2 separate regions of the Homo sapiens genome follow, and region 2 is linked to region 1. A link is a contact called in ENCODE Hi-C or POLR2A ChIA-PET data. All regions are on one chromosome and are shown on one strand. Each heading gives the region's core, a stretch centred on a gene start or an enhancer-like site at or near the end of the contact. The rest is flanking DNA. Distances are from core to core; before and after follow the strand shown. Region 1 has its middle 37 kb from the start of GPR12. Region 2 has its middle 25 kb from the start of GPR12.

The links. Hi-C counts contacts between places; a loop is a spot of excess contacts on that map. ChIA-PET counts read pairs that join two places held with the same protein, here RNA polymerase II (POLR2A). Pooled maps may share reads with other maps.
Region 2: a loop to region 1 is called in a map of CD4-positive, alpha-beta T cell, with 2.2 times the contacts of the local background. The contact joins two enhancer-like sites. A Hi-C loop is called at or near these places in 1 of 168 maps with a recorded cell type or tissue (CD4-positive, alpha-beta T cell) and 5 of 50 pooled maps. POLR2A ChIA-PET finds 5 or more read pairs at or near these places in 1 of 52 experiments (T-cell).

Annotation. Positions count from the first base shown.
Region 1 is chr13:26,720,408-26,727,060 of GRCh38, forward strand. No RefSeq gene overlaps it. Among named protein-coding and RNA genes, the nearest start is that of GPR12, 37 kb to the right of the region's middle. RefSeq lists an enhancer at 1,011-1,100. Within about 2 kb of position 1,329, at least 5 of the 41 ENCODE cell types and tissues checked have a DNase peak (open chromatin) inside an H3K27ac peak, as active enhancers do; they include CD4-positive, alpha-beta T cell, where a contact is called at or near this core.
Region 2 is chr13:26,782,203-26,788,434 of GRCh38, forward strand. No RefSeq gene overlaps it. Among named protein-coding and RNA genes, the nearest start is that of GPR12, 25 kb to the left of the region's middle. RefSeq lists enhancers at 2,766-3,381, 3,164-3,213 and a silencer at 3,914-3,963. Within about 2 kb of position 3,714, at least 7 of the 41 ENCODE cell types and tissues checked have a DNase peak (open chromatin) inside an H3K27ac peak, as active enhancers do; they include CD4-positive, alpha-beta T cell, where a contact is called at or near this core.

The DNA.
Region 1 (6,653 bases), core at 79-2,578:
ATTAAGAATATAGAGGAATACAGAATGAATAATATTCTGTAATCAGCAAACTTGAACTAATGAACATATGTAGAAGACTGCATTTAAGAGCTGTAGAACACACATCTTTTTAAGGATGCTGTGACACGCTGACCATATGTTGAGCTGTTAAACAAGTCTGGAAAATTTTCAAAGGATAAAAATTAGATGTTTTTTTCACTTCAATGCAATTAAGCTAAAAATCAATAACAAAAAGATAACCAGAAAATTATTTTGTGTTTGGAAATTAAGCAGTACTTTTCTAAAGAACCTATGGGACAAAGAAGAAATCATAATGGAAATTAGAAAATATTTTAAAATACATTATTATGAAATATTGTATATCAAAACTTGTGGAATGCAGTTAAAGCCATGCTTGGCAAAAAATTATAACCTTGAAGTTTATATTAGAAAAGAATGAAGGCTAAAAATCAATGTGCTAAGAATCTGTCATAAAGTCTGGGGGGAGAAGAACAGGAAAATCAAAGAAAGTAGAAGTAAGGATACACAAGGATACAAGCCAAAAATAATGACTTAGAAAAATTAACACACAAAGGAGGCTGAAGAGGGCCAAAGAGCGGTTCTTTTAGGAGGTGAATGAAGCTCAACTCCCTGGCAAGCCTGTTAGGGGAAAAAAGGAACTAAAAAGCTAAAATAATAATCAGTGGTCAGGCACTATGAAGCAAATTTTTGCTAATGATCTTACCATCATTAAAAAGATAAGTGAATTATGCCAATAGGTTTGAAAATGTAGCGGAAATGGACAAAGTCCTAGACTCATAGCAGGGGTTCTGCAATGTTTATTACGATTGAGACCTTAACAGTTTAGACCCTGTATTGCTCATCCCATGCTATCCTCCGGAACTCGGTCTTGGAAATGCCAGACTAATGTGCATGAGAGAGAGAAGCTTAGTGCAAAATTCAGCAGGCAGGAAGGATGTGGTCACCATCTGACAAGATCCTCAGGAGGCTTAGAGGCAGGAGGGGCCATCTGCCCTGCCCCCTGTGGCCTCATGGCTGCATCCGCCGCTCCCTGGATGGGGCTCGGGGGTACCTGGGAGCATGATCCGTCCTTATACTCCTCTCACATCAGTATCTAAACTCAGAGTTTACAGAACAAGGGAAACTGCCTAGAATGAGGCTTGTATTCCTAGGGGCAAGGGCTTTCGCCCACCCTCACACAGTTTAATGTCACCTGCCTCCAGATTGTGTTAACACAGAGCCTCTGCACAGCCTCCTTCGCGGTGGCCTCAGACATTTCCGGAATTAGTTGTCAGAGGGTAGGCCCCCGCGCAATGCCAGCTTGCAGAGTGCAGAACTGGGAGCCACCAGGACATTGTGTTTCTCCAAAGAGCGGTGCAGGCCCGGGCAGCGACCTCTTGCTGTTCAGCAAAAAGCAAACATTCAAAGCAGTCCCTGCGGGCTCAGCGTGGCGACCATGAGCGCACGTTTGTGTGCCGGCTGACTCTCCTCCTCGCATAGGAGGACCAGGGCGCATTGGTGGCGGTGGGAGTAGGCACTCTGCAGAGCTGCTGGCCCGAGCTCCACATTCAGCCTCAAGTCGCACTCTTTGTACTGGATGTTTTCAGAAAAACAGCAGACCATGCCCTAACAGCCTTAATGAGCCTTGTAACTGCATCTGCTCTTAACAGTAAAAATTAGTGCTGAACAATGGGACCCTCACTCATGGGGCTACTGTGGTCTGGCAGTCAGGACGGGTGGGTGGTCCTCGCTGCCACTCACCCACCCGAGAAGGGGACTATTTTTAGACTATGCTTCATTTTCCCCTAAATACAGTATTTAAACCACCGTGGTCAGAGTTGGTCTGCTTTTACAGCCCTCTACTTTTTATTTTCATCTCCATAGTGAGTGAGGGATATTGATTCTTTCCCAAATGCTCACTCTAGTACGAAACGTTCTTTTTTCCTTTTCTTTTCTTTTTTTTCCAATTCATGTAAAACAGTAATATAGGAACACCTGCTATGTGCAAGTCATATCAAAGTACCTGATTTTTATATCTCCTCATCCAGGGGTGCCTCCTCCATCAGTGGAGGCTGGTGGGTTCAGAGTGGTGCATGATACAGATCTTTGCAGTAAGAAGAGCTGCACTGAAATCCAGCCTCTGCCACCTCCCCATTGCGGGGCCTTGGATGCATCACCAAAGGCTCTGAAATCCGCTTTGCTCATCTGCAATGGATGGATGTAATTGCTTTAGTGAGTTACAATCTTGGTTGAGCTGTAAACAAGAGGGTCTTGCTTTCCTTATTTGCCCCTCGAACTGTGCTTTGTGAACCTTCGTTTTCTACTGCTTCAAGAAATGACAGCTTGGCCAGATTCCATATCACTTCACCAACTTTCTTTTTTTAAATTCTTAATAGAATTTTGAAAAGAGTATTTTTAGGTTTTCAGAAAAATTGCACAGAAAGTACAAAGAATTCCCATATACACTCTCTGCACCCACACAGTTTCCCTGTGATTAACATCTTGCAAGTGTGATACATTTGTTACAATTGAGGAGCCAATATTGATGAATTATTATTAACCAGAGTTAAGAGTTTTCATAGGTTTCACTCTTGGGGTTTTACATTTTATGGGTCGTGGCAAACACATAATGACAAGTATCCACCATTATAGTGTACAGAACAGCCTCACTGCCCTAAAAATCCCCTGTTCTCCCTCTCCCTCTCCCTCTCCCTCTCCCTCTCGGTCTCCCTCTCCCCACGGTCTGCCTCTCCCCACGGTCTCCCTCTCCCTCTCTTTCCACGGTCTCCCTCTGATGCCGAGCCAAAGCTGGACTGTACTGCTGCCATCTCGGCTCACTGCAACCTCCCTGCCTGATTCTCCTGTCTCAGCCTGCCGAGTGCCTGCGATCCGCCACGCCTGACTGGTTTTCCTATTTTTTTGGTGGAGACGGGGTTTCGCTGTGTTGGCCGGGCTGGTCTCCAGCTCCTAACCGCGAGTGATCCGCCAGCCTCGGCCTCCGGAGGTGCCGGGATTGCAGACGGTATCTGGTTCACTCAGTGCTCGATGGTGCCCAGGCTGGAGTGCAGTGGCGTGATCTCGGCTCGCTACAACCTCCACCTCCCAGCCGCCTGCCTTGGCCTCCCAAAGTGCCCAGAGTGCAGCCTCTGCCCGGCCGCCACCCCGTCTAGGAAGTGAGGAGCGTCTCTGCCTGGCCGCCCATCGTCTGGGATGTGAGGAGCCCCTCTGCCTGGCTGCCCAGTCTGGAAAGTGAGGAGCGTCTCTGCCCGGCCGCCATCCCATCTAGGAAGTGAGGAGCGCCTCTTCCCGGCCGCCATCCCATCTAGGAAGTGAGGAGCATCTCTGCCCGGCCGCCCATCGTCTGAGATGTGGGGAGCGCCTTTGCCCCGCCGCCCCGTCTGGTATGTGGGGAGCGCCTCTGCCCGGCCGCGACCCCGTCTGGGAGGTGAGGAGCGTCTCTGCCCAGCCGCCCCATCTGAGAAGGGAGGAGACCCTCCACCTGGCAACCGCCCCGTCTGAGAAGTGAGGAGCCCCTCCGCCCGGCAGCCACCCCGTCTGGGAAGTGAGGAGCGTCTCCGCCCGGCAGCCGCCCCGTCCGGGAGGGAGGTGGGGGGGTCAGCCCCCCGCCCGGCCAGCCGCCCCGTCAGGGAGGTGAGGGGCGCCTCTGCCCAGCCATCCCTACTGGGAAGTGAGGAGCCCCTCTGCCCGGCCAGCCGCTCCGTCCGGGAGGGAGGTAGGGGGTCAGCCCCCCGCCCGGCCAGCCGCCCCGTCCGGGAGGGAGGTGGGGGGGGTCAGCCCCCCGCCCGGCCAGCCGCCCCGTCCGGGAGGTGAGGGGCGCCTCTGCCCGGCCACCCCTTCTGGGAAGTGAGGAGCCCCTCTGCCCGGCCACCACCCCGTCTGGGAGGTGTGCCCAACAGCTCATTGAGAACGGGCCATGATGACAATGGCGGTTTTGTGGAATAGAAAGCGGGGAAAGGTGGGGAAAAGATTGAGAAATCGGATGGTTGCCGTGTCTGTGTGGAAAGAAGTAGACATGGGAGACTTTTCATTTTGTTCTGTACTAAGAAAAATTCTTCTGCCTTGGGATCCTGTTGATCTGTGACCTTACCCCCCAACCCTGTGCTCTCTGAAACATGTGCTGTGTCCACTCAGGGTTAAATGGATTAAGGGCGGTGCAAGATGTGCTTTGTTAAACAGATGCTTGAAGGCAGCATGCTCCTTAAGAGTCATCACCACTCCCTAATCTCAAGTACCCAGGGACACAAACACTGCGGAAGGCCTCAGGGTCCTCTGCCTAGGAAAACCAGAGACCTTTGTTCACTTGTTTATCTGCTGACCTTCCCTCCACTATTGTCCTATGACCCTGCCAAATCCCCCTCTGTGAGAAACACCCAAGAATGATCAATTAAAAAAAAAAAAATCCCCTGTTCTCCACCTATGCATTCCTCCCTCCCACCAACCCCTGGTAACCATCGAACTTTTTTACTGTCTCCATAGTTTTGCCTTTTCCAGAATGTGTTATAGTTGGAATCATTCAGGTTGGCTTCTTTCCCTTAGCAATATGCTTTTCAGGTTCTTCCTGAAAAGAGAAAGCCACTATGTCTTCTGGTAGCTTGATTGCTCATTTTTTTAAATTGATGAATACTATTTAATTGTCTGGTTGTATCACCATTTGCTTATCATTCACCTACTGAAAAACATCTTGGTTGCTTTCAGTTTGGTGTAATTATTAATAAAGCTACTATAAATATTTGTGTGCAGGTTTCTGTAAAGACATAGGTTTTCAACTGAATTGGGTTAATATCTAGGAGCACAATTGCTGGATCATATAAGATTATGTTTAACATTGCGAGAAACTTCCAAACTGTCTTCTAAAGTGGTTGTCCCATTTTGCATCCTTACCAGCTGTGAATGTTAATTCCTGTTGCCCCATATCCTCACTAGCATTTGGTGATGTCAGTGTTCTGGATTAAGGCCATTCTAATAGATGTGTAGTGGTATCTTATTTTAATTTGCAATTCTCTTATGGTGTGATGTTGAACATCTTTTCATATGCTTATTTGCCATCTGTGTATCTCCTTTGGTGAGATGTCTGCTCATGTCCTTTGCCCATTTTTAAACTGAGTTGTTTCCTATTGTTAAGTTTTGATGGTTCCTTGCATATTTTGGACACAGGTGCTTGTCTTCTCAGTCACATACAGTGTCTCTTGCAGAACAGAAGTTTTTAATTTTTGTTGTTGTTGTTGTTGTTGAGATGGAGTCTCACTCTGTCAGCCAAGCTAAGGCGCAGTGGCATGATCTTGGCTCACTGCAGCCTCTGCCTCCTGGGTTCAAGTGATTCTCCTGCCTCAGCCTCCCAAGTAGGTGGGACTACAGGCATGCACCACAACATCTGATTACTTTTTGTATTTTTAGTAGGGACGGGGTCTCACCATGTTAACCAGGCTGGTCTCAAACTCCTGACCTCAAGTGATCTGGCCTCCTCGGCCTCCCAAATTGCTGGGATTACAGGTGTGAGCCACTGCTCCCAGCCAGAAGTTTTTAATTTTAATGAAGTCCAACTTAACAATTTTTTTCTTTCATGGATTATGCTTTTGGTGATGTATCTAAAAGCTTACCACCAAGTCTAAGATTACCTAGATTTTCTCCTTTGGTATCCCACAGATGTTTTGTGTTTTGCATTTAGGTCTATGATTCCCTTTGAGTTAATTTTTGTGAGGTTCTGTGTCTAGATTCATTCTTTTGCCTGTGGGTGTCTAGTTGCTCCAGAGCCAATTGTTCAAAAGACTGTCTTTGCTCCATGGAACTGCCTTTGCTCCTTTGTCAAATGTCAGTTGACTCTGTTTGTGTGGACCTATTTCTGGGCTATGTTGAACGCCCGTTTCCTGACATGTAGGGAAATGACAATTTAGATTCCACTTTGCTCTTAAACAGTCTCACTTCAGTAGATATTTAACCCCGTTCTTGTTTGTTTATTGGTTTTGAAGCCCCTCCCTTCTCCCCCCACCATAGAGGCTACACCTGTGTAGTGATTTTGAGTGTGGTGGGAAAAGGTGGTGTGCTTTTTTGTTTTGAACCTTTTAATGAAGCCCAGTGAACATACAGAAAATTGCAGAAATTGAAATTAAATGTTTTTCTCAAACAACACATTTGTGTAACTAACACTCACATGGAGGAATGGCACAGTACCAAGGCCCCAGAAACCCCTTCGCCTCCTTTCCAGCCACTGCCTCCTGCCCTCAGGGCAGCCACGATCCTAATTTCCAACAGCTCAGACTAGTTCTACCTGGGTTTGCTGTTTTTATAAATATAATTACACGGTATATGTATTCTTGTGTCTAGCTTTTCTCAACATTATGTTTGTTGCTTATTTTTATTGCTATAGAGCAGGGCGTCCAATCTTTTGGCTTCCCCGGGCCACAGTCGAAGAAGAAGAATTGTCTGGGGCCACATGTAGAATACACTGATGCTAACAATAGCTGATGAGCTAAAAATAAATTGGAAAGAAAATCTCATAATATTTTAAGAAAGTTGACGAATTTGTGTTGGGCCGCATTCAAAGCCGTCCTGGGCCTCATGCGGCCTGGACAAGCTTGCTGTAGAGTATTGTAGGAGTCAGAAAACTTTATAAAGGGCCAAATAATGAATAGTTT
Region 2 (6,232 bases), core at 2,464-4,963, 64 kb after region 1:
TGTTGAGTAGTTGGCTATCAACCTAATTATCTTTCCTGATTGGGATACATTGTGCCTCCTAGATCCATGGATTCACATTGTTCATCCATTCTGGAAAATTATCTCTTTATATACTGCCTTTCCTCCATTCTTTCAATTCTTTCCTTCTGGAACTCTGATTAGATGTATCTTAGATGGTCTCATTCAATATTCCACATCTGTTATCATTTCTTTAATAGTTTCCACATCTTTAACTCTTGGCTATATTCTGGATAATTTCTTTGGTTGCAATTCCTAGTTCACAATTGTCTCTTCAACTGTATCTAATCTGCCATTTGACCCATTCACTGAGTTTTTATTTCAATTAAGATAATTTTGGTGTTGCTTCTAGAATTTAGATTTTTAAAACTCCATCTGATTATTTCTAATCATTTCTTGCTGTTTGATAACCTTTGTGGTTGCATTTCTAATTTCTTTTATCTCTAATATGTGGCTATTCTATATCTTCTATCTGATGATTCCAATGTCTACAGCATTTGGCTATCTAAATCTGTGGTCTGTTGTTTTTGCTAACTCTCTCAGTTACAGTACCTTTCTCTTGGATTGTAAGTGCACTGATCTTAATCTGTGTGAGTATTGTGGGTCTAAACTGCGGTTTCCAGAAGCTCTCCTGCAGAGTATTTGCTTTGACTTTTGCCAGAAGCCTGGGTGCAATCATCAGCTGAAGATTTGTTTAGCCCCTGTTGTGAATTTAGGCTCAGTTTGAGAGTCCCTGACTCCTCTTCTCAGCCCTTTTCTGACTTATCTCCCATACGACTGCTGCTATCAGTGATTGCTGAGAGGGAATCCTTCTCCTTCCTCCTAGCTTCCTGCCACCCTGGCCTGATCCCTTGCCCAGCAAGTGGGTGTTTGCAGAGCAGGGTCAGGGGCCAGGACTAAGAGTAGACAGAGCCTGGGAAACAGGGAGGTCCCTGGTGTAAGGGGGACACTGGTTACATTTTGGGAGTCAGGCTTGAAGAACCAGGAATGCCGAAAGTCAAAATGGCAAAGTTCATAGCCTAAATGGCCAAAGGTCAGGAGTTCAGGGCAGAGATCCCAGAGCATCTGATTTTCAGGCCCATGTTCTTTGCACTTCATGTGCATCCTGTGGTGGAGCTGGCCCTGTGACCATGACCATGAAGGTGCAGAACTGTGCAGATGCAGCTCCTGCCAGAGCAAATGTGCAGGAAGGCTGGGCGCATGATTACTGCCTCTCCAGGACCAGCCCTACACAACCTGCCTCACTCTGGGAGCCCCCAGTACACTGGCCTCACAGGTGTGTGCAATCCCATGAAATGTGCTGTGGAGCTAAGAAGAGCTTCTGTGCCATGTCAGATGGAGCTCCTCTGACACTCAGCAAAACTTGTGCTGGGAAAAGAGTCTCAGGTTGCCCCAGAAGGCTCCAAGGCCTTCAGTTCAATGGCAAGGTGTAGTCTCACCTGGAATTCATTTAATTAATTCCTTGGGGGGAAGCCAAGGATCCCCTCCAGTTTTGGGGTTCCCACAGCTGTTTGTTGAGTGAGGGTCCCACAGGAGCCCATACAAAGCCTGGGCTGAGCTGAGAGGTGACCTCGGTGGTCTTCAGTTGGCTGTGACTCAATCTTACTGTGGAACGTACATTTCCATAGAACTAGGGCAGAAGTCGTTGTCAGAGTCACATAGGTGCCTTGAGGAAGGAGCCAGGACTTGAGACCCTAGGGCTGATGGATTCTCTTTGCTACCTGAAGCACGTACACACCAAGTATGGGCAAGCTTGTCTATGGAATTAAATCTGAATGTTGATGATGAAAGTGAGAATAAAAGCATAATATGAATTTTATGTATTGCTAGGGATTTTTTTTCTCATAAGAAGGAAAACATGAGCATATTCGTAAATATAGTTTTCTTACATCAGGACAGATGGATATGACCATTTGAATAAGATTGGAACCTTAGCTCTTAAAGCAGGGGATCGGCTTTCTGTCTTTAACAAACTCAGATATGCAGAGGCCAGAAAAGTAGGATCATTGTAGTTAAAAACACGAGTCAGCCACTGAAAAGCATCTCTCTAAGCAGTTGGATTTCAGCTGATTTGGTAAATATTAATATAGCCCTGTGTTTCATTTACTCTTGGATGCATAAAGCATCAAGTCTTCTTTTTCTTATGAATACTCTAAATTAATTTCCTGAAGACAATTTTAGAAGCCTTGTTTTAAAACGTTTAGGGAAAAATGTCTACCAAGGTGATTATTCTGCAGAAAGCCATATTCCTTTTGATGTGTATCAAGGCATGTTTAACTTGACTCGGTAAGTAAGCATTGAGCACTCTGGACATGAGAAATACAACAGTGAGCACAATGAAAAGGCCTCCATCCCTGAAAGCTCATCACCTCGTAGGGGAGGTGACAAAAAGTAAATCAACAAACACAACAATTGTGATTGCAGTAAGTTTTGTGAAGGCAATTTTTGTTAGACAAGAAATTCTGTTAGAACAGGAGTTTGATAAAGATTCATGTCTCCTCTGTGGGTGCCACATGCCCACTGTCTGTCCCGGTCAGGAGGGGTGATCTGGTGGCAGGACAGGCTGGTAAGTGCAGTAGAGCCAGGAAGCTGCAATTGAGGAGCTGTGCACTGGAACTGAGGAAGCAAGACAGGAAAAGGAAGCCCACTCCACCCCTAGTCATGGACCTGCCTCTAGTCACGTTACCGTGGAAGTTCCCAGAACACTCTGTGCTTCTCTCCACTTAGCTCCTAGACTTTCCGCTGGCTACTGTACTCTTAGGTTCCAGGACCAAGAAAAGCCTTAGGTTGTCCCACGTGGTACCTTTTATTATTAAGATACAGGAGAGGAAAAAGGAAATGGCAACCCCTATGCAGTGGCCTTGAGTTGGCAGTAGCCTGGTGGTGCTGCAGCTCAGGGGTGTGCAGGCAACGCGGTCACAGCCCCCAAGCAGGAGGTCCCCACTGCATCTGGCTCAGGCTCTATCTCCAGTGTGATTCAGCTACACCACTGCTGCTGCAACCTGACACACCCAATCACTACAGCATTCCTTGTGCCCTGTCCCTTGGTCAACCTCAGTCTCCCTACATCTTATGTTCTCACTCTGATATTTTCTGCCTGCCTGGGCTGCTCCTCGTTTTGTATAGATGATTTGTAACGGACAGAACTTTGCAGCAACTGTTCAACCCTCTGGGTCAGGTGCCCATGGCCGGTGCTACCACCTGCAGTGCCTGTGAAAGGGGAAGTTCCCTTGTTCCCCTCGCAGGGCGTGCGATGGGGGAGTGGCTTGCTTCTTCAGTGCCCCGCTGCTCAAATCTCTAGGGGAGCCTACAGGCGGGCAGGCTGTGGGGCGCCGACCCTACAGCAGTGTCTAGATGAATGTTTACAGCTCCTGAAGCCCCGTGGGCATGTGCTACAGGGTGCTTTCTTAGTTTGCTGTCTATAGGCGCTTATGTTAGCTCCATTAGACCCTCTACCTTGTCGCAAGGACAGAGAGCTTTCTGTATCCCGGGTTCTTGCCTTGGAGTACCAGAAGAATCGGATCACACCTGGGCTTGGAGAATGAGTGCAAGGTTTTGTTGAGTCGAGGTAGCTCTCAGCATATGAGGGAAGTCAGAAGGGGATGGAGCAGGAAGATTTTTCCCTGGAGTCAGGCCACTCAGCGGCTCAGCAGCCTGGGCTCTCCTCAGACTGCCTCAGCCAAACTCTGCATCGTTCTGCTTCTGCCTCAGCCAAACTCTGCATCATTCGGCTTCTACCGGTGGCCTGCCGGCATGCAGGCACTGGAGATCCAGCTGTCTGTGTGTCTGCCTACTAGGGTATCCGGGTTTTTATAGGCACAGGATGGGGGCATGGCATTTGGGCAGGAAATGCCTGTCCTCCCCGACGTCGGTGGGGGTGGAGCCCTAGCCAGGGACCACGCCCTCCTCTACCCAGCACTTCCCTTCCCCGTATCGTTTAAAGGGACCAGCTGTTCCCTTCCCAGCACTTCCCTATCACCTGCAGGCAAATTGGAGAAGAGATTCCCCTCCAGAGCAGATGATTCTAAAAGGGCTTGTCTTTGGGTGGACTAATTCAAAAAGGAGCCCTTTCCCCAGGCTGTGGCACCCCCAGCAAGTACATGCTTTTCGGCAGCTGAACACTGCCTGGATTTCAGACCTCAACTGCCCTCTAGGCCAAGTGTCTTCTTCAAAGCACAACCTGCACATGTAGTAGCCCTGCAGGTGTGAATTCTCGATCCCAGCAGCTTACTCACGGAGGTGGGGTCAGGTGGTACAAACATGCCCTCTGGGTAGGAAGCCATTCAGAAGAAAGCTGGGGCTGGAGTGGACACCCGAGCCTTCCCAGACTGGTCTGTGGGCACTGTCACTACAGGAATTGCCGGACCAATGGAAAAAGGTATTCTTTCATCTTCTCCTGGTGGCATGGACAACCAGGCCTTTGGGTTCTAGAACTGTGGGCTCCCTTGCCCTAGAAGTCATAGGGAGTTGGTCCAAGTAGCAGAGATTTCCACTTTTAAATAGTCAGTGAAGGGCAAGACAAAAAGCCCATGTCTCAGTGAACTGCTGACCAGCAGCCCCTGCTACAGAAAAGAGACTGCATTCACATTTCCAGGTAGCTTGTGTGGGGTTGTTTTAAACAGATAAGAGAATGCCCTCTTTTGGTGGCAATTGTAACATTTTATAGCAACTGAAAAGCTAGAATCTTTGATAGGTGTGATTTACAAGCAATCTATTTTTTGTGGTCAAAAAAAGTTCAAATAAATGTTTCCAGGTGTCAGCGCCTGGTGGTGTGGCTTTGACTTTTAGACAAGAACAGATGGCTGGTATTTTGGGTTATGCAGATCCAAATTCATTTTGGAATCAGGGAGAAGACACAGTTCATACTAAATCTTCTCTGCATGAAAATAGCCTGAAAGCAGAGGAAAAATTCTCTGACATCACTTCCCAATTATTCCTGACTGGGTAAGCACCGGAGTGACCCAAGGAATAGGGGAGGGCTGGGGAGTCACACTGTCAAATAAAGTCTGGCTCCAAGTTGTCACTTGCTCCCAAGGATGAGTAGCCACTTGGAGCCAAATCTGGTTTGGTTTGGAATAAAAAGAAATGGAGCACTTCCTGCTCTGTGTGTTGGGAGTCACACAGCAATTCGTGCCTGTTCCAGCTGCTCCTCCACCACCAGCTCCTGAGTCCAAGTCACTTCGTGTCTTCCCTGAACCACTCCCATAACTGCCTCTGGGGGCCTGCATTCACGAGGTGCCCTCCAGAACATTCTCCACTCTGCATCCAGGGACAGCTTGTGAAGGCAAACATGCTAATTTCACCAGCCCTGTGCTCCTTCCTATTCAAACCCCCTTCTGTGGCTGCCATTGCTCTGTGGCTGCCATTGCTCTGAGAACCCCATTCTAGATACTGGAATCCAGAATGGGGTTCATAGGACACACTAGCTGCATTTTGCTCCACACTCCATCTTGCTCTCGGAACTCTATCCTACTACCTTCTTTCTCCAAAAACACCCAAATCCCTCCCATCTTGAGCATTTGCATGCACCTTCCTTCCCCTGGACTGCCTTCCCCTTCCATCTAATGCACACCCATCCTTAGACCTCCTGTCAGCCCCGACTCCCCAGGGCAGTTTTTCCAGAATCTTCTGATGGGTCAGATCATGTATTTATTTGACATGATTAAATAGATACAGCAATATAGCTCTTTTCAGTATAGATCTTTGTCATGCAGGTGTCACAGTTGTGAGCTTACATTTGTGATATGAATTTTACCAATGCCCTTCCCCACAGTCTGTAGATACCATGTGGGCAGGGTCCTCTGTGAGCATTCGCTCCTTAATTATTTTGCTCACTGCCATATCTTCAATACCGCATGCTGTGGCCAGCATAAGTAGATCTTCCCGTACTGTTGCCACATGAGTGAATCAATGACTATAGAACCATCAAGCATTTGTCAACAGATGGCCCATGAGGACTGCCAAGGAACTTGAGGCAGTCTGAAAACTCTAGGATCCAAACAGTCTGAAAGCATCAAGGCTATGTGATCTCAAAGGGCCTGTTAGGTCATAAAATGGTCTAATTGTATGATAATGAGGGAGGATTTTTAGGCAAATGATGGATGGAAAGGAACAGACTGGAAATGAGCTAATAGAAAGAAAGAAAACAGAAAACATGGCTAAAAGACTTTTTTTCCTTCCCATGCTTTTATGGTGATTTCACCTTATTCATTGC